Regions from separate parts of the Homo sapiens genome. Here region 1 is linked to region 2. A link is an interaction called in ENCODE POLR2A ChIA-PET data of the cell type or tissue named here. Cell type or tissue: OCI-LY7. All regions are shown on one strand. Each heading gives the region's core, and the rest is flanking DNA. Links, peaks and the distances in the headings are about the cores only.

What was found. Peaks named below come from ENCODE experiments on the same cell type or tissue, not always from the same donor. Only the 100,000 strongest peaks of a DNase experiment are listed, where the experiment ranks them.
Region 1: POLR2A ChIA-PET joins it to region 2 with 7 read pairs; 2 of 35 experiments call an interaction of 5 or more read pairs at or near these places.

The regions. Positions count from the first base shown.
Region 1 is chr6:110,202,000-110,210,293 of GRCh38, reverse strand. It overlaps CDC40 (cell division cycle 40), which reads right to left. Exons shown (of 15, transcript NM_015891.3): 4 at 2,705-2,788; 5 at 1,071-1,210. Among named protein-coding and RNA genes, the nearest start is that of CDC40, 26 kb to the right of the region's middle. In OCI-LY7, for the core only: no CTCF peak of the experiment used is centred there; DNase peaks (open chromatin) are centred at 4,233 and 5,583; H3K4me3 peaks cover 2,092 bases; H3K27ac peaks cover 3,109 bases.
Region 2 is chr6:108,498,234-108,506,527 of GRCh38, reverse strand. The region is part of intron 10 of AFG1L (AFG1 like ATPase); the gene reads right to left. LOC124901370 (a long non-coding RNA gene) reads left to right here and starts at 8,087. Exons shown (of 3, transcript XR_007059698.1): 1 at 8,087-8,294. In OCI-LY7, for the core only: no CTCF peak of the experiment used is centred there; no DNase peak of the experiment used is centred there.

The sequences.
Region 1 (8,294 bases), core at 1,959-6,958, 1.7 Mb before region 2:
ACAGGCCCGGCCAAGCTCAAGTCTTCTATAAGCAGAGACTGATTACCTCTTCCACAAATTATGAAATGGTACTAAATACATAATGGATACTAGATAATACTTTTCAACTATATAAAATCAGTTTTCAAAACTTATCCTTCTGTGACACCTAGAAATAAATTTTAACATGTTATACTAGTTATACAAGTAAAAAGACAAGGCAATCAGAAAATCTAGTTTCAGAATGGAAACTGAATTTTAGCACATAATGTTGTTTTTCAGTTAATTGTTTTTACATACTCCTAAGGATATAAGTGATAGCTATACATTTGTGACACAATTTTTTTGGGAGGAGCTGGGGACAGAAGATGGGGTAGTAGTAAATCTCTATCTATAATAACAAGTCAACAGATAAAATCTAAAATAAAAAATAGTAGAATAAGTTTATTCATCTTAGATATCACCTGTTTATTTCTATTACTATAAACATGGATTTACTGGATGTAAGTAACAGCTAGAATATAAGCTTCATGAGGTCATGATTTTCTTGATCTTGTCCACTGCTGTATGCCTGGGACCTAGAACACTCTCTGGCTCATGGAGACAGTGAGATTAGGAGGTGAGGAAGGGAACGGCAGAGCATTTACTTTACAAACTTTATAGTAGTTTTTAAGATATATATAGAGATAAAATTTGTTGAAAATTTTAAATAAATTCATAAATCAATAAAATTTATAATCAATTCTAGTGTCACAGAAGGCTGATTTTGTAGTTACTATCTGAATGTCTAGTATCAGAAGAGTAGCTACCATGGCAGCTTAATAGCAATATCAAGGAAATCTTTATGAAAATTGTTCAATATTGTATTTTAATAAAAAAGCATGAGAGAAAACAAATCAGCAGAAAAGGTAAATAAAAATATCCCAAAGAAAAACAAATAAATTTTATTGTATATTTTCAATCAACTAAAGGCAGAAAAATTTTGATGAGTCATTTGGTTCTCTAAAGAAATCTCAAGTTTATTAATGTAGATATCCTTCATAGAGATACAGCGTATACCTGAATTGACAATTAAAAACATCAAAGCTTACTTCTGAAGGTTTGGCTACATCTTTTTCATCCACATATTTTGCCCATGGTCCCAAAAAACCATCAATATTGGATGCATCATTTTCTTTAAACTTTTTCCTCTTTTCTGTTTTCTTCTGACCAGTTTCAAATACAGTTAAACCTACGTTAACAAAAAAAAAATTAAAAAAAAAACTGAGAGATTACAAAGATGTACATTTTCTAAAGAAATATGAACATATGTTTAATTTTATTTTATATGGTTAAAGAAAGATGATTGTTCAAGTGACCCCAGAGTTATTAAAAAACAATCTACATGAATCTACCATATACGCTGACTCATGCTACAGAAAAAGGGATTCAACCTTCTGGGCAAAGACACTTAAAACTAATTCAATATTCTGCAAATTCTAATACTGTATACTTAAAGAAGAGACCCAAATATGTACTCCTACAATGGCGCACAAGCCTTTTATTGAATCAAAAAGCTGTGTCAGTGGATTTGTACGACTTTCTGGAAAAAACTCAGAAACTCATTATTGCTAAGTAATAATAAAGTGACATTTGGAAGCAAGAATAAACTGTAATTTATCATTTTAAAACTAAATTAAACTAAATTACTGTAAGTACTTAATAACTTATCTTCACTTCACTTGTAATGCAAAAATGTAAATCAAACAAGGTTTCACCAGAAATGGTATTCCTTCCAAGTGATTTCAGTCTCATCTTGACCTCTAATATCATTAACGTTAACAGTAAAAGAAAAGGAGAAGGAGGGTGTTTCTGGTTGAGATTTTGATTTGATTAGTAGGAGGTGGCATACTGTGTATAGTCATTAACTTGGAAAAAGAAAGGTTTGTGGAATCATAGTCACAAGTTAACTAAGAATCTAGCTACCTTTAGATGGGACTTGCAGAGGTCTAGCTTAAAGAAGAAATGTCTACCTATATTAATTCAGGCTATGTTTTATAGCAAAAGCCTGTTAAAATTCTATTTTAACAATAATCTAGCTCATATACAGAGACCAGCCAGATCACATAGGATCTATAGCTACTAAGCACAAATGTCCCATGCAACCAACCAGCAAATTACTTTTTAAATTGCATTTTATGGATAATATTCTAATGGACTGATGAGGCTTGTGACAAGTTAGCGTTTAGCGTATGATGTTTTGTCTTATTGTAAGTACAAAATGAATATGAATACAAGCATACATACAACACATATTCAAACTCAACCTTCAAAGCAACTCTTCAAAGACAATCTTCACAGACTTACCAAATAAAGTATTTCTACTCTGTTAAAATGAAGCTTGACATTAATGTTGAGAAATCAATTGCCAAAATTATCTATACATTAGTTGTAATTTATTGAGTGATTTCTACAGGGTTGGCATGGTGCCAAGTACTCAAAGTAACTCAAAGAGATATGTATCATTATTTTCCCTACAAGATTCCACAACTAGTAAGCGGCAAAAGCAAGCTCTAAACTGTAACATTTCTGAACTATATTGCTCTAAACTGTATCGCTCCATTGTTTCAACTTTAAAAAAAAAAGCGCTAAATACTATTTTTTACTGTCTAATTAAAGTCACTCTGCAAGACACTAATTATAGATGTGTAGGTATATATGATATCAAATGTTTCAAATAAATTACCTTGATTTTTTTCAGCTTCTTCTACAGAACCAATATATTTAGCAGACACTTGATGATTATCTAATGAAGGGTCTAATGCATAACCTGAAAGCAAAAAAGTGAAAATTATTAACTCCATTTTGCTGTTTAAATTCATTTTATTATTATAATACAAATATACACATTTCACATTTTCTTTCCCAGATGTCAAAAATGATCTCTAACTCAGGACCAATCAGGACCAATCATTCTGCCCTGAGCTATATTGCTTCCTTTTTTTTTTTTTTTTTTTTTTTGAGATAGGGTCTCACCCTGTCACCCAGGCTGGAGTGCAGTGGTGTAATCTCGGCTCACTGCAACCTCCGCCTTCCAGGCTCAAGCAATTCTCCTGCCTCAGCCTCCAGAGTAGCTGGGATTACAGGCATGCGTCATTACCCCTAGCTAACTTTTGTATTTTTTTGGAGAGATGGGGTTTCACCATGTTGGCCAAGCTGATCTTGAACTCCTGACCTTAAATGATCCACCGCCTTGGCCTCCCAAAGTGCTGGCATTACAGGTGTGAGCCACCACTCCCGGCCCCTGAGCTATATTTCTATTTAGAACCCAAAGCTATATTTTTCTATTTAGAACCCAAAGCTCAGGCTAGACTCCAGCATAATATGTTTCTTATAGGATGAATTTTGCATACTGACATTACATTACTAAGAGCCTCTCTGGCCAACACATCAAACTTTAGTTTTAAATATTCTAAGAGCTTGAAAATACATGTACATGATGCACTTGGAAATCTAGAAACCATTTTCCTTTTCTTCTTGGTAATAGATATTGCAGGGCTAAGTTTATCAAATTATGTAAATTATTAAATAAAAAAGGGTAAGAAGATTACATAAAATCTAGCTATTATTTTGAAAATACCATTTGCAGTAAGGACAGTCTTCCTTCCCAATCTTAATATATTTCTATTTCATCAATCATTCTTTATATTTCCTTAAGAGAAGGAAGGATATCTACCAGCATACGAATGTGCTTTTTAAACTAATTATAAAGTATGTAGCTACATATAAATGTGGTCTTCAGTGGTCCATGGGAATTTAAGGAAAGAAAGTCTACCTAAGTTAGCTCAAATCAGTTTTTTTCTCAAATGGGTGTGCTAGCACAGTAAATGTTTGGTAACATTAGTCTGGTATATTCACAAGAGTGCTAAATCACTGATCACTTTATGGCCTACAACTCATGTGTACGATAATAGAATACATAAAAAAGTACTAAGCCCATTTTTTCTAAAGGGCACATCCTAGAGGATAGACTTATTATTTTCATTTTTCATCCAAAGTAGTCCCAGCTACTCGGGAGGCTGAGGCAGGAGAATGGTGTGAACCGGGGAGGTGTAGCTTGCAGTGAGCTGAGATCGCGCCACTGCACTCCAGCCTGGGCGACAGAGCGAGACTCCATCTCACACACACACACAAAAAAACAGAATATAGGGAACTTCTTTTGGGGAACAGAAAAAGATTCATCATGAAGCATGCTTTTCAAACAAGCTAAGGATGTAAGTGCTGAACTCACCCTCATGATATGCTATAACAGAACCAACCACCTGGCTATTAGCTGATTTGCATATAGTTTTTTTCAGCATTAAAATATGTTCTTAACCAGAGGAGAGAGCTTGGTGGCAGAAAATCAGCCTTTGGAGTAGAATCTCTGAAATCACAGGTTCAAATCCCATGAGTTATTTTGTCTTTAATCTCTTTGATGTACAGAAGTGTTCTGCACATAACTTTTTCCAAAAAATGAGACTTTTATAAGCTCATACCATGTTAAAAGTTTCCATTTCAATAATAAAAAACGTATCTAGCTAGAATGTAAATTTCTACTTTGAAAGGAGACTTAACGTCTACATAAATAGCATTTCATGACGCGTCTGGAAGGGTGAAGGAGTAGACAGAGAGGGAAGAGGTATCCCTGGTCCTTGTCTCTGTGTAAGCACCATTCCCCAACTCATCTGGCCACTGTCTTGTTACTCAGAAAAATAAGTTATGCTTTCCTCTTGCTCCACATCCTCTGTGGTAAAAATCTTTACTGCCATACCACCATCCCCACTACTGCCTTCCACCCCAGGTGATTAGAAAACAGTATTATTTTCCTTTTACAAATAAGAGTTAAATATTTGGCCTTATGTCTTACTACAAATCAGCCAGTGATAGAACAAGATCTAATTCTAACACTACTAAATTTCAGTCCAATTTGTTTTCTCACTATCTTGTGTCTCAAATAAGTGAATATTTCTACATTTCTTAAATATTCTTATCTATCTTCCTGAAGCTTGTTTTCCCTTTTATCTTTTTAATGGAATTAATGTCTACTTTCTTCCCTTCGGCAGTCTTATTTGAAATGGCCATAATATTGATTTTATTATTATACCCTTAAGATTATTAAACTAATAATAATTATTAAAACTAATTCCATTAGGCAAATGAAAAGAGACTATAAACAATTTGCAAAAGAATGGTCATAAATATATGAAAAAACCTTCGACCTCACTAGTAGTCCGGAAAAATCAAGTTGCAATAAAGAAATATAATACTTTGATTATCAAGTAAACAAAGGAAAAACAATCATATGGATCTTTGATGAAGAGAAATAGGGCCGGGCATCGTGGCTCAGGCCTGTAATCCCAGCACTTTGGGAGGCCAAGGAAGGCAGATTACTTGAGGCCAGGAGTTTTGAGACAAGTCTGGCCAATATGGTAAAACCCCATCTCTACGAAAAATACAAAAAAAAACATTAGCTATGTGTGGTCGTTCATGCCTGTAATTCCAGCTACTCAGGAGGCTGAGGCATGAGAATTGCCTGAACCCCAGAGGTAGAGGTTGCAGTGAGCAGAGATCCCACAACTGCACGGCCTGAGTGACAGAGCGAGATCCTGTCTCAAAAAAAAAAAAAAAAAAAAAGAGAAATAGGACTTTTATACACTGTGGTGGTAGAGTAGGTTGAGAGAATTCTTTTGGAAAGCAATTTGATAATATATACCAAAAGCTTTTAAAACACATATTCTTTTACCTACGTTTGGGAACTCATTTAAGAAAATAGTATAAAATAATATAAGAACATGTAAAGTTTTATGTACAAAAATATTCACTACCATGTTTTAAAATGCACTTTGTAGCATAACATACATCACATTTTTAATAGTGAAAACTGGAATCAAACTGAAATCTAAATGATACAAGTAATTCTTTTAAAAATTATATCTTTGTTCAGTAGACTGTTTTTAAAAAATCATTTAAAAATGTTAATAAGGGCGGGCACGGTGGCTCATGCCTGTAATCCCAGCACTTTGGGAGGCTGAGGCGGGTGGATCACAAGGTCAGGAGATCGAGACCATCCTGGCTAACATGGTGAAACCCCGTCTCTACTAAAAATACAAAAATTAGCCAGGCGTGGTGGCGGGTGCCTGTAGTCCCAGCTACTAGGGAGGCTGAGGCAGGAGAATGGCGTTGAACCCAGGAGGCGGAGCTTGCAGTGAGCTGAGATCGCGCCACTGCACTCCAGCCTGGGCAAGAGAGTGAGACTGTCTCAAAAAAAATAAAATAAAAATGTTAATAAAGGATTTCAAATATTGAAGTTAAAACTCATGTTAATAATTATTGTGAGACTAAAAGTATTTATTTAAAATTCTATTTTCCACTTCTGTAGGTGGGTGTAGAGAAAATTCTAGATGAAAGTCGAACAAAAGGAAGAAACTTCATTGAGAAGCCCCAAGTAAGACTGGCAGGGGAGCAGGCAGAAAACAGGACAAAATTCACACAACCACTGAGGGGCTGAGAAGTCAGGAGAAATACCATAAATGCAAGCTAAAAGCAAAACTGTAGAGTAAGTAAACGGGATGACACAGTAAATGAGACTATTTTCAGTGATAAGGACTCTACAGGTGGGCTCTATGATAAACTAACTGCATTGTAGAATATAAATCTTCCAGAAATAATTCACTGAGATTATAACAATCTTACAACTTTTAAAAATGGGAAGAAAATTAAAATAAATATTTGTATTATATTCCAGCAGTGATAGCCCAGGGTTATGAGATTGAGGTAAAACTGAATTCATGTGTCACCTCCTGTATGTCTGTTAGATAACACCACTACAAGGTATAAGAAAGGTTTGCTTCCTTGCACTTTGCAAATGAGGGAAGGTAACGGAAAGGTCTCACAGCCTTACATTTCATGTGGAAAGATTAAAAAACAAGAACAACAACAACAAAAGTTGATAGGAATCTGGTATAGGAATTACTATCAGAAGTCAGATAAGAACTTTCTATAAGAAAATTATAGGACAAACTAATAGAAGTCATATACTTGCTCAGTACCTGGGGGCAAAGAAAAAACAGACAGTGTTAAAACTAAGGTTTAAAGAGACAGTTGTTAAAGCTTAGACAAGACTGATCTTATTTACTAAGTTCACTTATTAAGTTTACTTGAACTTAATAAACTGTCTCTTTAAACCTCAGTTTAAACCTAAATCTTACTAAGTTCACTTGAACTTAATAAATAAGATCGACCTTATCTAAGATCTATCATAAAGGAGACAAACCAAAATTTTCTTAGTTTTGTAACTGGCCATTCCGTTTATTTTAGGCTGCCTAATATACTATAGCCCCAAATTCATTTTTTGTCTTTAACTCAATAGTTCAACCTGTGTCCTAGCTCTCCACTTCCTAGTGGGAGAGGCAAAAATCTCCCACTTTATTTTATTTTAGGCTGCCTAATATACTATAGGCTGCCTTTATTTTAGGCTGCCTAATATACTATAGCCCCAAATTCATTTTTTGTCTTTAACTCAATAGTTCAACCTGTGTCCTACCTCACCACTTCCTAGTGGGAGAGGCAAAAATCACCAGATACTTAAAACAAACAAACAAACAAACAAAAAAACACAACCCATTTCTGAAACCAGGTCTAAAGCCAGCTGAAGAGTTTTAAATCCTTATTCTTGTTATAAGGTAATTTAAGAAGAAAAGTAGGTATCGGTATAAACTTACTTGGACTTTTGTTTTGTTTTAAAGGAAACAAGAGAACTAAATTATTGCTTAAGGTCCTTCTAAAGTCGAAGACAATAAGTCTTTAAAAGTCTCTTATTATAGGTTAGAATATAACAAAATCATGATGTAACAGTTTATTTTTATGTGCTGCACATTACTTTAGATTTACATGGGACCCCTTATACAAGCAATGGGTATAACATATTTGTAACCATTTTATTGGACTGGAAGTGTCATAGAACTGTTTTGGGTGATTTAAGTGGTATATAGCCTTGGCTGTGATATTTGGTACATTCTAAGTCTATTACAATCTTACCATGGTGAAGTATGATCTAATACATGATAATCCTCTATACAAGCAGTTTCCACGCACATTAAATTTTTAAAATCCCACCACTGGTAGGATGTAATTATTTTACATAATGAATTTTTCGCTATTCTCTTTCCTGATACCCTTCAGTGATCAAGAGAAAGCATTTCCAAGATAAGATTTGAGAAACAGAGTAAAGTTAAATAGCCTATAATAAGATAAAAAAGTAACCTCTTAACACTATCTTTTCATTTGCCAACTTT
Region 2 (8,294 bases), core at 1,355-6,354:
ATTAAAGAATACGGGAGGAAGCCAGGCCCAGTGGCTCACACCTGTAATCCCAGCACTTTGAGAAGCTGAGGTGGGTGGATCACTTGAGCTCAGGAGTTGGAGACCAGCTTGGGCAACATAGTGAAACCCCATCTCTACAAAAGATACACAAAGTTAGCCAGGTGTGGTGGTATGCGCCTGTAGTTGCAGCTACTCAGGAGGCTGAGGTAGGAGGATCGTTTGAGCCTGGGAGTCTGAGTTTGCAGTGAGCTGAGATCACCACCATTGCACTCGAGCCTGGTCGACAGAGACCTTGTCTCAAAAACAAACAAACAAAAAATATGGGAGGATGTGCATGGGTTATATGCAAATACTACTCCACTTTATATCAGGGACTTCAGGATCTGCAGATTTGGTGTCTGTGGAAGGTCCTGGAACCAATTACCCATGGATACAGAGGGGTGACTGTACTTTAAAGTAAACCAGTCAAAACCCGTGACCACAGTCCAGGTCAATATGCTCCCATTTATAGCATGTCTTAATTTTCGCAATTTTTCCCCATGTAAGCATGATGACTAGTGTGTTGTCAGTATTTTTCTCCATAAATGTCAGACAATATCAAGTACATCTACATATGTATATTGCCTCTGCTCCATTCCCTTTCTCTTCTCCTTCTGATACTTTAAATGCACCTAGGTTAAACGTCATACTCTCCTTTTATCCTTTATTTTGTATATTTCTTTATTACTTCTCCATGATTCATTTTGGATAGTTTTTCTGATCCACTGTGCTTCTCCTTAGCTGTGTTTAATCTGCTCTTAAGCTCATCCCTTGAGCCCTTAATTTTTGTTACTGCACTTTGTAGCTCTAGAATTTCCACTGATTCTTTTTCAAGGTTGAGATGTCTCTTTTTATTATCTCTAGATCCCTTCTGAAGCGTAGTTCCAAGCCCACTTTTTTTTAAAAAAAGTTCTTTGAATATGTAAGTCTAGCTGTTTAAAATATAGATTCATACTTCTAATATCTGGAGTTCCTAATTTTATTGTCTGTTGTTTTTGTTTGTTCTCATTCACAATGTCTTGTCTCCTCATATGCCTGGTTATCTTTGTACATCCTGGATTTTACCTTTGAAAAAAAATACATATAGAAAAAAATCTGGCTGGGCGCAGTGGTTCATGCCTGTAATCCCAGAACTTTGGGAGGCCGAGGCGAGTGGAACACGAGGTCAGGAGTTCAAGACCAGCCTGGCCAAGATGGTGAAACCCCATCTCTACTAAAAATACAAAAATTAGCCGGGTGCGGCGGCAGGCGCCTGCAATCCCAGCTACTCGGGAGGCTGAGGCAGGAGAATCGCTTGAACCTGGGCGCGGAGGTTGCAGGGAGCTGAGATCGTGCCATTGTACTCCAGCCTGGGTGACAGTGTGAGACTCCATCTCAAAAAAAAAAAAAGAAAAAAGAAAAAAAAAAAATCCAAGCTCAGGGCTTGAGGTTTTCTAAGTATTCAGCTGAAAATCTGGCTAAAGTCCATGAGAGGGCTGGCTTATTTCTGCTTTACACTAATTCCTAAGTGCAGTCCTTCAGGACTTCAGGATGAAATCCACTCAGGACCTTATCCAAAGTGGGGGATACAGGCAGTTAAATAGGTTCCCATCCTTGGATGGCCCTAGTCTCTGACTTTTGTCCCACTAACCCAATAAGGCTGCCAAAAGTAAGCTCAGCTCACCTCATTTTGAAAACAAGATTGCTTAGTGCATACCAATATCCATGTTTTTCTCTTCTTTCTGGGCACACAGATAGACTACAGGCACACTTCATTTTATTGTGCTTCATTTTACTGCATTCTGAAGATACTTTTGTTTTGTTTACAAATTGAAGATTTGTGGCAACTCTGCATCAAGCAAGTCTGTTGGTGACATTTTTCCAACAGCATGTGCTCACTTCATGTCTCTGTGTCACATTTTGTTAACTGCCACAATATGTCACACTTTTTCATTACTATTACATCTGGTATGGTGATCTGGGATCAGTGATCTTCCATGTTACTGTTGTAATTGCTTTGGGGTGCCACGAACCACATCCTTATAAGATGGTGGACTTGATACATTTTGTGTGTTCTGACTGCTCCACCACTGGCTGTTCCCCCATCTTTCTCCCTCTCTTCAGGCCTCCCTATTCCCTGAGATACAACAACATTAAAATTAGGTCAATTAATAACATTACAGTGGCCTCTGTGTTCAAGTGAAAGGAAGAGTTGTACATCTCTCATATAAAAGCTAAAGCTAGAAATGATTATGCTTAGTGGGGAAGGCATGTCAAAAGTCAAGACAGGCCAAAAGCTAGGCCTCTTGAGCCAAACAGTTAGCCAAGTTGTGAATGAAAAGGAAAATGTCTTGAAGGAAATAAAAAGTGCTACTCCAGTGAACACACAAACTATAAGAAAGTAAAAAAGCATTATTGTTGATTTGGAGAAAGTCTGAGTGGTCTAGATAGAAGATCAGACCAGCCACAATGCTTCCCTAAGGCAAAGCCTAACACAGAGCAAGGCCCTGACTCTCTTCAATTACATGAAGATTGAAAGAGGTGAGGAAGCTGCAGAAGAAAAATCGGAAACCAGCAGAGGTTGGTTCATGAGGTTTAAGAAAAGAAGCCATCTCCATAACGAAAGTTCAAGGTGAAACAGCAAGTGCTGATGTAGAAGCTGCAGCAAGATCTAGTTAAGATCATTTATGAAGGTGGCTACACTAAACAACAGATTTTCAATGCAGATGAATCGAAAGAAGATGCCCTCTGTGACTTTCATAGCTAGAGGGAAGTCAATGCCTGGCTTCAAAGCTTCAAAAGGATAGACTGACTCTCTTGCTAGGGGCTAATGCAGCTGGTGACTTTAAGTTGAAGCCAATGCTCATTTACCATTCTGAAAATCCTAGAGCCCTTAAGAATGATGCTAAATCTACTCTGCCTGTGCCCTAAAAATGGAACAACAAAGCCTGGATGACAGCACATCTTTTTATAGCATGGTTTACTACGTATTTTAAGCCCCCTTTAAGAGCTACTGCTCAGAAAAAAAGACTTCTTTCAAAAGATTACTGCTCATTGACAATGCACTCGGTCACCCAAGAGCTCTGGTGGAACTGTACAAAGAGATGAATGTTGTTTTCATGACTGTTAACACAACATCCATTCTGCAGCCCATGGATCAAGAAGTAATTTTGACTTTCAAGTCTAATTATTTAAGAAATACATTTTGGAAGGCCATAGCTGCCACATATAGCGATTCCTGTGATGGATCTGGGCTAAGTTAATTGAAAACTTTCCGGAAATGATTTATCATTCTAGATACCATGAAGAACATTAGTGCTTCATGGGGAGAAGGTCGAAATATCAACATTAACAGGAGTTTAGAAGAAGAGGATTCCAACCCTCATGGATGACTTGGAGAGGTTCAAGAGGAAGTAACTGCAGATGTGGTAGAGAGATATGGCAAGAGAACTAGAATTAGAAGTGGAGCCTGAAGATATGGCTGAATTGCTGCAATCTCATGATCAAACTTGAACTGATAAGGAGTTGCTTCTTATGGATGAGAAAGAAAGTGGTTTCTTGAGATGGAATCTACTCCTGGTGAAGATGGTGTGAACACTGTTGAAATGACAACAAAGGATTTAGACTATTACATAAACTTAGTTGTTAAAGCAGTGGCAGGGGTTGAGAGGACTGACTCCAATTTCAAAAGAAGTTCTGCTGTGAGTAAATGCTATCAAATAGCATCACTTGCTAGAAAGAAATCTTTTGTGAAAGCAAGAGTCCATTGTACAGCAAAGTTCATTGTCTTATTTTAAGAAATTGTCAGTCATCCTAACCTTCAGCAATCACCACCGTGATCAGTCAACAGTCATCAACATTGAGGCAAGAGGTTGGGTATGGTGGTTCATGCCTATAATCCCAGCACTTTGGGAGGCCGAGGTGGGCGGATCACTTGAGGTCAGGAGTTCAAGACCAGCCTGGCCAACATGGGGAAACCCTGTCTCTACTAAAAATACAAAACCAGGCCAGGCACGGTGGCTCATGCCTGTAATCTCAGCACTTTGGGAGGCCGAAGCGAGTGGATCACCTGAGGCAGGGAGTTCGAGACCAGCCTGACCAACATGGAGAAACACCATCTCTACTAAAAATACAAAATTAGCCAGGCATGCTGGCACATGTCTGTAATCCCAGCTACTCAGGAGGCTGAGGCAGCAGAATCACTTAAACCCAGGAGGCAGAGGTTACAGTGAGCCGAGATCACGCCATTGCACTCCAGCCTCGGCAACAAGAGCAAAACTCCAACTCAAAAAACAAACAAACAAACAAACAAAAAGCAAAACCAGGCATGGTGGCTGCACCTGTAATCTCAGCTACTCAGGAGGCTGAGCCAAGAGAATCGCTTGAACCTGGGAGGCAGAGGTTGCAGTGAGCCGAGATCACGCCACTGCACTCCAACCTGGGCAACAGAGTGAGACTCTGTCTGGGTAAAAAGAAACAAAACATTGAGGCAAGAAAAGCCTATAACAGTAAAAACACTACAACTCACTGAAGGCTCAAATAGTTGTTAGCATTTTTTAGTAATAAAGCATTTTTAAATTAAAGTATGTATTTTTTTGACATAATGCTATTGCACACTTAATAGACTACAGTATAAACATAACTTTTATATGTACCGGGAAACAAAAAAATTCCTGCGACTCATCGGTTCCAGTGGCCTGGAACCAAGCCAGCAATATCTCCAAGGTATGCCTGTATTATTGCCCAGCCTCCCTTAGATTTAAGTGTGGCTGTGTGATCAAGTTCAGACCAGGGAGTGAGAGAGACAGTAATATGATCACTTCAAGGTCTAGCCCATAAAAACACTCTACACAGAATCTTCCTTCTTTTCCTCATCTGCAGGTGAATAGAGAGGACTCTAAGGACTTAAAGGAGAGATGAAGTCTGAGTCCATGAAGGACTGCATGGAGCTACATTTCCTTGTCAGCCTGCATTGGACAGTAATATGATCAAGAAATACATGTTTGTTTATTAATCCTCTAATTTGGGGGTTATTTGTTGCAGCAGTTAGCCTATCCTACTACTAATTTCATCTAGCTTCCTTCATTGCCCTAACAAAAAATGTGGTGCAAATTACAGAGAGTCAACCATTACTGAAAATACAAAACTTCTTAATGTCTCCTTGTATGAATGAGGATTCTTGTTCACATAGATGGTAACTATCAAAAATTTCTCTTCGGCCAGGTGCGGTGGCTCACGCCTGTAATCCCAGCACTTTGGGAGGCCAAGGCAGGCGGATCATGGGGTCAGGAGTTCAAGACCAGCCTGGCCAACATGGTGAAACCCCATCTCTGCTAAAAATACAAAGTATTAGCCAGGCATGGTGGTGCGTGCCTGTAATTTCAGCTACTTGGGAGGCTGAGGTAGGAGAATTGCTTGAACCCAGGAGGCAGAGGTTGCGGTGAGCGGAGATCACACCGTTGCACTCCAGCCTGGGCGACAGAGCAAGACTCCGTCTCAAAAAAAAAAAATTATCTTCAAAGTGGGCAAAAAACATGCACAGACACCTCTTAAAACAAGAAATACAAGTGGTCAACAAAGATAGGAAAAAATGCCCAACATCATTAATCATCAGAGAAATGCAAATTAAAACCACAATGAGCTATCATCTCACACAAGTCAGAATGACTATTACTAAAAAGCCAAAAAATAGCAGATGTGGGTGAGGAATGTGGAGAAAAGGGAATGCTTATACACTGTTGGTGGGAATGCAAATTAGTTCAACCCCCATGGAAACAGTATGGAGATTTCTCAAAGAACTAAAAATAGAACTACTATTCAACCCAGCAATCCCACTACTGGGTATCTACCCAAAGGGTAGTGCAAAAGACACCTGCACTCACGTTTATCAAAAAGACACCTGCATTCACGTTTATAATAGCACTATTCACAACAAAGGCATGGAAGCAATCTAAGTGTCCATCAATGGTGGACTGGATAAAGAAAATGTATGTGTGTGTGTGTGTAAATATATATGTATATATATCAGTATTGGTCACATTGATCAAGATGTCACACATCAAAAATGATATCCTTTGTGTGATACACAGGGTTATATAAGATGATTTGGCAGCATCGATATGTAGTTTGGTGAAAACATTCATTATATTTCTGTATATTATATAATCATGAGAAGAAAAATAAACTTACAAATATATTTTGAAATATATCGGCTGGGCACGGTGGTTCATGCCTGTAGTCCCAGCACTTTGGGAGGCCGAGGCAGGCAGATCACCTGAGATCAGGTATACGTATATGTACACACACACACACACACACACACACACACACACACACACGCACGCACCATGGAATACTACACAGCCATAAAAAAGAATGAAATCATGTTCTTTGCAGCAACATGGATGCAGCTGGAGGCCATTATCCTAAGCAAATTAACAAAAAAACAGAAAACCAAATACTGCATGTTCTCACTTGTAAATGAGAGCTAAACAATGGGTACACATGGACATAAAGATGAAAAAATAGACACTAGGGACCCCAAAAGCAGGGAGCAAGAAAAGGGGGCAAGGGTTAGAAAAATTACCTATTGGTCACTATGTTCACTATTCAGATGACAAGCACCCTAGCAGCCCAAATCCCAGCATTATACAATACACCCATGTAACAAACCTGTGCATGTACCCCCTGAATCTATTATTTTTTTAAAAAAATTCCTCTTCAAATTTTCTTCAGGTTTTTTTGGGGGTGATGGGGACAGGATCTAGCTCTAGCTCTTTTGCCCAGACTGGAGTGCAGTGGCGTGATCTCAGCTCACTGCAGCCTTGACCTCCTGGGCTCAAGTGATCCTCCCACCTTAGCTCCTGAGTAGCTAGAACTACAGGTGTGCTGCACCTACCAATGGAGCCCAGCTTTTTTTTTTTTTTTTTTTTTGGTAGAGATGAGGTCTTGCTATGCTGCCAAGGCTGGTCTCAAAATGCTGGGCTCAAGCAATCCCAAACACCTTGGCCTCCCAAAGAACTGGGATTACAGGCATAAGCAACCATGCCTGGCCTGGATTAAAATTTTAAAAGTCTTAATCAGGAATTTCATTTATCCCATTTCAAGTATCAAAACTGACTTTTAGAAAGTTATGTTTATGGGCTGGGCATGGTGGCTTATACCTGTAATCCCAGCACTTTGGGAGGCTGAGGTTGGTGGATTGCTTGAGCTCAGGAGTTTGAGACCAGCCTGGGTAACATGGCAAAACCTCATCTCTACAAATAATACAAAACTTAGCCACATGTAGTGGCACGTGCCTGTAGTCCCAGCTACTTGGGAGGCTGAGGTGAGAGGATGGCTTGAACGCAGGAGGCAGAGGTTGCAGTGAACCAAGATGGCGCCACTGTACTCCAGCCTGGGCGACAGAGCAAGGACCTGTCTCAAAAAAAAAAAAAAAAGTTACATTTATGGAGGGAAGTTTCTCATTACAAATTTGAAAACATTTTATTTGATAGTTTTATTCAAATTCAATATTTCATGTATATATATATTTTTGAAATAGAGTCTCACTCTGTCACCCAAGCTAGAGTGCAGTGGCGCAATCTTGGCTCACTGCAGTCTCTGCCTCCCGGGTTCAAGTGATTCTCCTGCCCCAGCTTTCCAAGTAGCTGGGATTACAGGTGCATGCCACACGCCTGTCTAATTTTTGTATTTTTAGTAGAGACAGGGTTTCACCATGTTGGTCAGGCTGGTCTTGAACTCCTGATCTCAGGTGATCTGCCTGCCTCAGCCTCCCAAAGTGCTGGGACTACAGGCATGAACCACCGTGCCTGGCCGATATATTTCAAAATATATTTGTAAGTTTATTTTTCTTCTCATGATTATATAATATACAGAAATATAATGAATGTTTTCACCAAACTACATATCGATGCTGCCAAATCATCTTACATAACCCTGTGTATCACATAAAGGATATCATTTTTGATGTGTGAGATCTTGATCACTGTGACCAATACTGATTTAAATACAATGTTGCCACTCACCCTTTTGTTCCCAAGCATTCATTATTTAAAAATGTTTGGGTTATTTAAAGATGTTTACTTGGATTAACTAAAAAATTCTCTAGAACTAAATTATGATAATTTAAAACCCACTGGAGAATTGAAGAAGGCCTATGTGGGGTGAGGGGTCATCTGATTATAGTAATGGCTGCAATTGTTCTTGCCTCCTTGTCCATATCCTTTGGATTGCAACTTTCCAGCTCTTGCATTGTGACGTGGAGTCTATTCTTT